Regions from separate parts of the Homo sapiens genome. Here region 1 is linked to region 2. Evidence: read pairs that join two places in POLR2A ChIA-PET (ENCODE). Cell type or tissue: B cell. All regions are shown on one strand. Each heading gives the region's core, and the rest is flanking DNA. Links, peaks and the distances in the headings are about the cores only.

The links. ChIA-PET counts read pairs that join two places held together with the same protein. Peaks named below come from ENCODE experiments on the same cell type or tissue, not always from the same donor. Only the 100,000 strongest peaks of a DNase experiment are listed, where the experiment ranks them.
Region 1: POLR2A ChIA-PET joins it to region 2 with 5 read pairs; 1 of 35 experiments calls an interaction of 5 or more read pairs at or near these places.

The regions. Positions count from the first base shown.
Region 1 is chr6:136,762,525-136,767,876 of GRCh38, reverse strand. All of the region lies in intron 1 of MAP3K5 (mitogen-activated protein kinase kinase kinase 5), which reads left to right. LOC124901410 (a long non-coding RNA gene) reads right to left here. Exons shown (of 2, transcript XR_007059786.1): 2 at 3,838-4,036. Among named protein-coding and RNA genes, the nearest start is that of MAP3K5-AS2, 19 kb to the left of the region's middle. RefSeq lists enhancers at 3,098-3,147, 3,818-3,927, 4,208-4,257. In B cell, for the core only: no CTCF peak of the experiment used is centred there; DNase peaks (open chromatin) are centred at 141, 3,016 and 3,946; H3K4me3 peaks cover 1,952 bases; H3K27ac peaks cover 4,912 bases.
Region 2 is chr6:138,370,163-138,375,575 of GRCh38, reverse strand. No RefSeq gene overlaps it. Among named protein-coding and RNA genes, the nearest start is that of SMIM28, 5.0 kb to the left of the region's middle. In B cell, for the core only: no CTCF peak of the experiment used is centred there; a DNase peak (open chromatin) is centred at 2,585.

The sequences.
Region 1 (5,352 bases), core at 101-5,100, 1.6 Mb after region 2:
ATTCCCATAGTCTCCATTTGATTTCCATTGATCTATGTTTTTGTCCTTATGCCAGTACCACATAGTCTTGATTACTTTTGCTTTGTAAAAAGTTGTGAAATCAGGAAGTGTGAGGCCTCCAGCTTTCTTCTTTTTCAAGACTGTTTAGGCTATTTTGGTTACCTTGTATTTCCATATGAATTTTAGGCTTGTTAATTTCTGCAAAAAAGGCAGTTAGATCTTCCTCCTATTTTTAACTGTCCCCGATATTCTTTCTTTTGTCATGACATTTTTTTTTCCTTTTTGTTTCATTTACATTTCTTGATTTTCATGACAGCTGGACTCAAGTTTTGCTTCTTACCTAGTGACTACTGAACTGATCAGTGAATTGTAGATTGCAGTTTTCAGGTTTTCAGGGTTTTGGGATTTATTGTCATTTATCACAGCCCAGCGGTGGGTGGTTTTCCCTCCCTGCCCTCCTCTCTTCCTTCCTCCTTCCTCACCCCTCCCTTCCTTTAGTCCCCTCCCTCCTCCTTCCTCCCTTCTTTCTCCTTCCTTTCTTTTCTTCCTTCCTTTCTATTCTCTCTCCTTTATTTCTTTGCTCCTTCCCTCCTTTATGTTGTCTTCCTTCCCTCTTTCCCGTGGGTTTAGTGCTTATGAATTATGGGTGTTAGTAGACTCTGGCTTTGAAATAAATGAGAATCACCACTTACCTTATCTACCTCTTACCTAAAACTTAAATATTTCAGTGTGGAAAGTCAGAATATTTTTTGAAAGATTTATTATAGAGATAAACTTGTCCTTTGTGATTTAGTTTCTTATGCAAATATATATACATATATGAAATAGAACTTTAGAGGTCATATAATTTATCACCTTATCTAATGCATAAATCTACCAAGTGGCTTTTAAATGTGCTTTTACTATGTTTCTATATTGCCTTGTAAATTTGATAGTGGAAATCTAATGAAACTTCCTAATTTTTGTTAGGATACTGTGTAAAGACTCTGATTTTTGTAAGAAAAAAACTTATAAAAATTAATTTTCCTGTAATATGCTTACTAGTTCATGCTCTTTCTGGAAGTAATTCCTATCTGTGAATATATCCAGGGTGCATAGTTTAGCATCCTGTGTTTTGCAGAGTACATTTTAGCATTAAGATACAAGATGAAGAAATGGAGTTTATTATAGATTTAAATTGGTTTTATGTTGATCTGATATGAAACCTTCTCTGAAATGTTACCTTAAATTTGGAGATCACACTGACATGCTCTTTGCTGTGTAAATCCTTTAATGACCTCTGTTCCCAACCGCAAATTCTGACTTGTTCAGTTTTGTTGAGCCAGATGTCCTTGTACTCAGTACCCTAAAACCCAGTTGTTGGCTGGTATGTCTGGTAATGAAGGGAAGACGTCAGAACTTCAGATAACCTACCCTTCTATTCATGACCCTGAATGAATTCAGATAAAGCAGATATGAATTTGTAGAACTGGCAGGGGCCACAGCCTTGACCTACTTGGCTGTGGGATCAGTGGTGCCCAGCTATTCTGGTTTTTAAATTATGAAGTGTTTCCAGAGGTCATCCTTGTAGGCATTTCTTTACGGAGTTATTGCTTGGCCTTGTTCTGAAAGATAAACTAGAGCTGCAATTCAGAAGTTTATTCCATAGAACAGTTGGTGCAGATTTGTAGGCTTAGTGTTTATACACTCAGTCTCCAACTTCTCCCCAGGGTGGGAAGTGGAAGTTGGCTTGGGTTCTGGCTTTACCTGCAGCTTCCATGGTTTTATGCTGTACCAGATAGATTCTTGCACACCTCATGACCTGTGGTGCAGCTGGGATGGCTCTTTGGGAGTTGGGACAATTTCTTGGAATATGTATAATCCAAGCAAGTCCACAAATTATGTTCCTAGTGCAGGAATGGAAACTGTATATTTTATGACAAAATTTAGACTGTGGATCTGGGAGACCTGTGGTGTTTAATCTTGGCTCTGCCACTTACTATTTCTGTGTTCTTGCTTCTCTAAGCCTTAGTTTTCTCATCTATAAGGTGGAGATAAAAGCAGTTACTGCCGGGCAAAGTGGCTCACACCTGTAATCCCAGCACTTTGGGAGGTGGAGGCGGGCAGATCACCTGAGGTCAGGAGTTCGAGACCAGCCTGGTCAACATGGTGAAACCCTGTCTCTACTAAAAATACAAAAAAAAAAAAAAAAAAAAAATTAGCCAGGCATGGTGGTGGGCACTTGTAATCCCAGCTACTTGGGAGGCTGAGGCAGGAGATTTGCTTGAACCCAAGAGGTGGAGGTTGCAGTGAGCCGAGATGGCGCCACTGTATTCCAGCCTGGGCGACAGAGCGAGACTCTGTCTCAAAAAAATAAAAAAATAAAAAAAGATAAAAATAAACAAATAAAAAATAAATACATAAATAAGTTAAATTAGCTGCTCACGGTGGTGTTTGCCTGTAGTTCCAGTTACTCAGGAGGTGGAGGTGGGAGGATGTCCTGAGTGTAGGAGTTTGAGGTTAAAGTGAGCTGTGTTTGCACACTGCATACCAAGCAGGGTAACAGAGTAAGACCCCAAAGACCTCTAAAGAAAACAGTTTCTGCTTTATAAGTATAGGCTTATTGAGAAAGTTAAATGAGATCATGCACGTAAGGAATTATGCACAGCGCTTGGCAGGTCATAGATTGCTGGAAGAAAAAGGACTTCAGAGTTTGTATAACCCATCATCTTATCTGATGCATGAATCTACCAAGAGGCTTTTAGATGTGCTTTTATTATGTTTCTGTACTGTCTTATACATTTGATTGGGGGAATCTAATGATGACTTCCTAATTTTTGTTAGGATACTGTATAAAAAGTTCTCCATTGCCGCACATTGGTGGCTACATGATAGAAGAGCATGATCCTGAAAACACACATGGTAATACTGATCCCCAAAGCAGATACATGTTCAGAGAGCTGAGAATTGACCCCGCAGAGTCACTTGTCCCAGCTTCTGAGATGCAGTGAGACAAACACATCAATTAGGGCCAGGAAGTGTGCCTTGAGTTTCAGTTCTGCCTCTTACATAATCTCTCTGCCATGAGAAAGCTGATGTCTTAGCATAGTTTTGAGCATTAACTGAGAAAATATATATTAAAGAAGCAGGCCTATAGTGGGTGCTTTGCTAAAATTTATATATTCACAGTGTGGACTTGTGATTTTGAGAGGTCTGCGTTTCATTTTTCTGTTGCGGCATAACCACAAAAAAGTGTAGTGGCTTCAAACAACAACCTGTTATTATCTCTCACAATTTAGTGGGTTGAGTGGGTTCAGCTGTGTGACTCTTCTGTTTCACATAAACTTGGTTGGGTCTGAAGCCATCTGGGGGTTTGACAAAGCTGGAACATCCAATAAGGTTCATTCCCATGACTGGAAGGTGGTGTGGGCTGTTGGGCCTCAGTTCTTTTCCATGTGGCCTCTCCACATGACCCGGTTGGACTTCTCTCATGGTATCTGTGTTCTGAGAGGGAGCATTCTATGAGTGAATGTTCCAAGAAGAAGGACATGGAAGCTATCAGTCTGTTAGGTTTTGATCTCGAAATTCTCAGAACATTATTTTTGTCTGCATCCTATTGGTAAAAGCAGTTACAGCACCAACTCAGTCTCAAGGGAAGGGGGGTAACTGAATGGGAGAAGGGGCATATGCATGCACAGGGGTAAGGACTTGATGGGGGCCATCTTTGGAAACATCTACCATGGTCTGAACATTCTTGCATATGTCATCTGGGTGTGCACATGTACAGGTGGCTGGCTGATCAGCAGGGCAGTAGCTTAGTCCATTTTCTGTTGCTTAAACAGGATTTCTGAAACTGAGTAATTTATGAGAAATGAAATTTATTTTGTACTGTTCTGGAGGTGGAGAAGTCCAAGGTCAAGGGGGCGCATCTGGTGAGAGCTTCCTTGTTGGTGGGTACTCTCTGCAGAGTCTCAAGGTGGTGCAGAGTATCACATGGCAAGGAGGCTAGCTTAGGTCTCATTTCCTCTTTAGTCACCAGTCCCACTCCTGCGATAACCTGTTAATGGATTAATCCATTCATGAGAGCAGAGCCATCATGACCCAGTCACCTCCTAGAGGCCCCACCTCTCAATACGCCCATATTGGAGATTAAATTTCACCATGACACTTGGAGGGGACAACTGTTCAAACCACAGCAGTAGCTCTGTGCCTGTTTTGCATCCATCAGATAGCCAAGTCATAGAGGGAAACTGAGGCCTTGAGAACAGTCATCAGATTTTGAAAAAGTAGCAATTGAAATTCAAAATAGAAGGTACCTGAATAGATTCAGCAAGAATAAGCTTTGCGTGAAAACTTTTTTTTCCCTCTGTAAATTTTCAGTTTCTATAGATAGGGTGGGTAGAAAACACACTGTCAGAATACTGCACCTGAGACTTTTTGCTAACCAGTCAGAAGAGCATATGCTTGTAAACTGACCTGTTTCCCCACATCTTTGGGCATATTGAGATTAAATGGTTGAACAGAGACAAGACAGCTAAAGATCTACCCTGCTGATGTTTGAAGTAGAGAAGGCAATGAACAATCTTGTAAAAATCCTGTTTACTCATCCAAGACTTCATCTTAGATGACTAGTTATGCAGGAAAACAGAGATGGTTACCTTTTAAAAAGATACACCAGGAGTTTGAGACCAGCCTGGGCAACATAGTGATGCCCCGTCTCTACAAAAAAATGAAAAAATTAGCTGGGCATGGTGGCGTGCACCTGTGGTCCCAGCTATTTGAGAGGCTGAGGTGGGAGGACGGCTTGAGCCTGGGAGGTGGAGGTTGCAGTGATCTGTGCCACTGCACTCCAGCCTGGGTGACTGAGTGAGAGCCTGTCTCAAAATAAATGAATAAGTAAATAATATAAAGTAAATAAAAGATACATAATGCTAACATGCATCCGGTATGTATTATTTCATTGCAGCCTTGGAAATAGGCAGCATTTGCCATTTTTATTCTCTAGCTGTGAAGAGGGCAAGGCAATGAAGGGGTGGATTCACAGAGAGTACAAGGGTAGCAATGGTGCTAGAAACCTCCAGGAGACTGGGAGGAGGAAGGGGGAGAGGACTTTCCCCAGGGGCAATGCAGACATTGGCATGTGGTTTGTGGACTGCTTTAATTCACCTGCAACCTGCCTGTCCCTAGAGGAGCTTGCAGCAAGCATTATAGTTTCCAGATAAAGACAGAGGACAGGAAGTGTACTTTCCCTGGTATAATTTCCCTCGGTGCTTTACCCTGTTTAATTCCACTTGGCTTTAGAAACTCAACTAGGAGTTTATTTTTCTTTTTATACTTTTCTTGAACTAAGCTCTCTTCCCCCCTTACCCTCAC
Region 2 (5,413 bases), core at 276-5,275:
TTAAGGGCACATGCAGGGAGACTAGTTAGGGGCTCTTAATAATTCAGGAAAGGAATACTAGACCAGAGTAGGAGCAGTAAAAGTGATGGAGACAGGAGGCAGAGAAACTAGGCAGACAGGGGTAGGTCCCTTGTAAAGCCCCAGCTTCAAGCCCAAAAACCTGAAACCCATCGCTCAAAGTGAGAACTTCTCTCCCTGTTTGCCTGCTCTCTCCTGATTGGTTCTTTCTGAAGAATGTCTTTTTACCAATCGAATATTGCCTTTTCCAAAACTACCTGTGGTCTGCTCCCCCTGATCCTGTGCCTATAAAGACCTGAGACTCAACTGGTAAAGAGGAGAAACAGCTGGACATTGAGAGGTCACTTGACTTCAGAGACAATGGCTGGATGTTAAGAGAGGCAACTTGACTTCAGGGGAGAGTGACCTGCCCTTCCCATTGCCTTTCCAGCTCCCCTCTTTACTAAGAACCACTTTCACTGCTCAATAAAATTCTTCACTTTCCCCATCCTTCATTTGGTCTGCATGACCTCATTCTTCTTGGGCACCAGACAAGAATTCGGGACCCACCAAGTGAAGGTACCCAAAAAGACTGTCACACTGGCCCTTTGCCCTTGCTGGTGAAAGGCAGCCACCCCATGTGACAAGGCAAAGGGGCCCACTGAGCTGATAACACACTGCTGTCTGCAGATGGTGGAGCTAAGAGATCATTGTAACACACCCTCTGGGGCCTTGAGGTTTGGTACTGCTGGCACTAAAGCGGCTGGCCAGTTCCTGCACTTGCTTGCCTACATGCTCCCTCCCACGAGGGACCAAATGGGATGGGCTGAGTAAATGGACACCCCTGTCATGAGTCCCGCAAAGGGGTCAAAAATCCTGCATCAAAAGTGGTGAGAGTCTAGATTCTAAATATGTTTTAGGGATAGAGACAATAAGATTTCTTGAAAAACTGAAGGTGGTGTAAGATAAAGAATGATTTAGAATAATTCTAAGGTCTTAGGCTTGAGCAGCTGCAGGGATGGCCATTGTTATTTACAGAGAAGGGAAAGATTGGGGTGGGGTTTTGTTTTTTAAAGCAGGAGGAATAAAGATCAGGAGTTGTTAATAGATATGGTAAGTTTTCAGTGTGTATGAGTTTGGATATTTGTGTTTTAGTTTAAGGGTGAGGACTAGACAAGAGACACTAGTTGGAACTTATAGGCAAGGAGATGGTTTTTAAAGCTAGGAGACTTAATGAGATCACCCAGATAATGTGGGTCAATAGGATGAGGAGGCAAAGTGAGTGTCCAGTGAGCTGAAAGGGAAACCAAGAGTGTGTGGTGTCCTGGAATCCAAGTGAGAAAATGTATCTGGAAGAGGAAAATGATCATCTATCTCAAAAGTTACTGTCTGATCAAGTAAGATGATGAATGAGATTTCATATTGGATTTGACACAATGTGAGTATGTGTATATATGTGGGGGGGGGGCATGATGGTTGGTTATTTGGACAAGAGGAGTTTTGATGGAGTGGCTGGGGGGAAAGCCTGATTAGAATGATTTTAAGAGAGAAAGGAGAAGAATTGGAGATTCTTTAAACACCTAGGGTTATTCTGCTTGAAAATGGAACAGAGAAATGGTGCAGTAGCTGGACAGTGACATGTCATGAAGAAGGTGATATAGTCGGAACAAGTTAATAGATTTTAGAGAAAAGAGAACATTGGTAACTCTGGTGTCAGCCCTCAGCAAATCCACTTCTAGGGATTCCTCCTAAAAGATAATCTGATAGGCCGGGCGCGGTGGCTCATGTCTGTAATCCCAGCACTTTGGGAGGCTGAGGTGGGCGGACCATGAGGTCAGGAGTTCGAGACCAGCCTGGCCAACATGATGAAACCCCATCTCTACTAAAAATACAAAAATTAGCCAGGCACGCCTGTAGTCCCATCTACTTGGGAGGCTGAGACAGGAGAATAGCTTGAACTTGGGAGGCAGAGGTTGCAGTGAGCCAAGATCACGCCACTGCACTCCAGCCTGGGCTACAGAGCAAGACTGTGTCTCAAATAAAATTAAAATAAAATAATAATAATAATGTGAATATTCAAAGATGTAATCTAAGTATTCAAAGATATATATTGTTGAAAGACATTTTAACACATCTTACATGTCTATACCAACAAACAACTGGAAAGAAAATGTCTACAAAATGAGATCTGGCTAATTTAAGATATAAACATATAAGGATATATTATCACCTGAAAGAAAGATGCAAACATGTTCACAACATATTATAAGAAATGTGTCAGGAAACTGCATATTTAGGCCAGGTGTGTTGCCTGGGCAATATAGTGAGATCCCATCTCTCTCTCTCTACATGCACACACACACACACAGAGAAAACTGCATGTTTATTATAAATTTGCATATCTGCATATAGAAGCACTTTTTTTTCTAAGTAGTGAAATTAGGGTTTTCCATAGGACTATGGATTTTATTTCTGAGGATCCACATTTTGTAATTTTTCTATGCATATGTGTTGCATAAGCAAGACAATAGTTGTCAGATTTGCCTATCTTTGAAGAACTGCATAAAAGCCACCCTGTGGTAATATTCTGTAATTTCCTGCCCTCCACCTGAATTAGAATGAATCACTATTTCCTCTGAATTCCCACAGCACATTGGTTAATCCAATATTACAGAGTTATTTGAATCAGCTTTGTGTTATTTCAAAAGTAAATTAGGAGATTGTTAGCTGACTTACAAAAGGACTCACTGAGGAGTGGCATGAAATAGTGGTCTCTGCTGTGACTTACAGCTGATGAAGACATGCTTAGCCTATAGAGCCAATAGCCTTTACCTGCTATAATGGCTTACAGAAATGCTGTCATATTTCAACTCTAGAAAGCTGTTGTATTTCAATTCTAAAATCTGTAGATTTTTAAGGATCACAGTCTTTTTTTTTAGATCTCCACAGCGTATGCTCATTTGTTTTTCATGAATTATTTATTTTTCACACTAAAAGACAGAACACTTCCTTTTATTTCCATGAGTTTTTAACCATCTCATATTCTCCTGTTCAGAACTTTTATAGACTGATGTTAATTACAAACACTGACTACAATTTCTGAAGATCAGATTAGCTATCTATAAAACTTCTTTAGGTATTTCAGAGCTGAGAATAGAATAGTATTTATATTTTCTACTTTATTCTTTTACTTCTTTCTTTTTTGAAAATGAATTGAGGTTTTCATCCATTTGGCTGCTCTGTTTTGTTTTGTTTTTTTTTTCTTCCTTAATTTCCTTGAACTTGACACAGTTGATTTGCTATTATGTTTTCAAGAACTACTGACACTTCTACATTTTTTGGTCTTATTGGTTGTGGGTTTGTTGGCTGTAGGGAAGTTTGTTGTTGTGTTATACGTTTCACCCTCTGGGCCAATAATAGAGAAAAATCCCCAGAAAACTAATGGTCAGAGATGATTCAAGTAAACCAGATGACTACAAAAAAGGTAGCTTTTCCCCCCTACATTCAATTTCCAGATTAGCAAATGCATTTGAATTTTAGTAAACTGGTCATTATACTATCTCAAGATGCTGTTATAAGAATTAAATAAGCTTATATTTGATTAGGGTGACAGAAAAACTAATCAGTAGACTGCAAGCAGTACTGTGACTAATCACCCTGCCTGGATCAGACTTCCACGGAGACCCAGGGTTCATCTAAGGGTCACAGATCTGGTCTTTGTTTTTCTTAAACTTTGGCCATGATAATCTAGAAGGAAAGCAACAAAGAGTTTGAGTAAATCCATTGGCAATATGGACGGAAAGAGGAAGATAAACGAGTGATTTTTTAAAAACCAACCAAGAATGATGATGAAAAAAGAAAAATGATTGATATAAAATTTACTTTGGAAAAGTATAGGCATCTATGAAATTGGAAGTTTGAACAGAAAATTTAAAAATATTTTTGTCTGTGGAGGAATAAATAATTAACCTAAAATACAAGGCAAAGGTCGTCTGCCTTAATTTTTTTTTTTTTTTTTTAAATGAGACAGCGTCTCCCTCTGTCACCCAGGCTGGAGTGCAGTGACAAAATCACAGCTCACTGCAGCCTTGACCTCCTGGGCTTAACCCATCCTCCCACTTCAGCGTCCCGAGTAGCTGGGACTACAGGCGTGTGCCACCGCATCTGGCTAATTTTCATATTTTTTGAAGAGACAGAGTTTTGTCATGCTGCCCAGGCTGCTCTCAAATTTCTGGACTCAAGCAGTCCTCTCACCTTGGCCCCAAAAGTTCTGAGATTACAGGTATGAGCCATGGTGCCTTGCCAGAAGTTTTATATATGCAAAAAATAAAGGGGAATCACTTTGTCTCTATTTCCGCATCAGTGTTTCTAAAAGTGTTATCAGGACTATACTATATAGACAGATTCAAGCAACCTGAGGATTTTCTTTTGGCACTATGTTACTCACATGTCAAGCTAACCAGAGAGGAGAAGTTTCTACATATGTAGACAAGTGATAACCAAGTTCTACGGAGCATAGCACAATTGTGGGTAGAATAAGGTGATACAAGAGATTGGAGGAAAAAAACAAAAAAGAAAAGATAGTCCCTAACCTCAAGGCATTTACCTCTTTTTTGTTTTATTGTATTCTATCACAATTAGTTTCCATCCATCGTTTATAATCAAAACAGAAGCACAAACAATGCACTGAGAACTCCCTTCTCAATCAAAACATAAACATGGGGAAACATTCAAAATAGTGCTGTGTCACTGGACTCTCTTTACTACTGGAATTGGGTATAAATGACACCTCGCCTGTCATCTGTGCATGGCCATTCCCCCAGAGGCCTCACAAGGCTACAACGTACCAGGAGAGCCTATGCATGGCCCACGTTACATTTCTCTTCCTGATCCTGCCCTCATTTTTGAGGTTTTAACCAGGAGGCAAAATAAAAGCTTAAAGAAACAACAATGAAAAAATTATTCAAAATCTGCTTTGAATCAGTTTTTGTGTAGCAAATGAAAACTAGTTTTCTTTCTGGATATTTATGAGAAATTGTATGGGGGAAGTTTAAAAAAGATCTGTAATACCACATTATTATTTTTCACAGCGTTGGCTGTACGTGCAAACTATCGGCAATAACCCGAATGCACATGTATAGGAGGGTGGTCGAATAAGCCGTGATGCATCCACATAGACGGCCGTGCTATGCAGCTGGAGAAAAGAATAAAGAATGTCTCTGTGAACCGGTATGGAATAATTTCCAGGATATATGAAATTTAAAAAGCAAAGGATAAAAGAGCATCTAGAACACTGGTTAGCTAACTTTTTTCTGGAAAGGGCCAGGTGGCAAATATTTTAGATTTTGTAGATCACATGTTCTTGGTGGAGACTACCCAATTGCAGTTGTAGTGTGAAAGCCATCACAGCCCATAC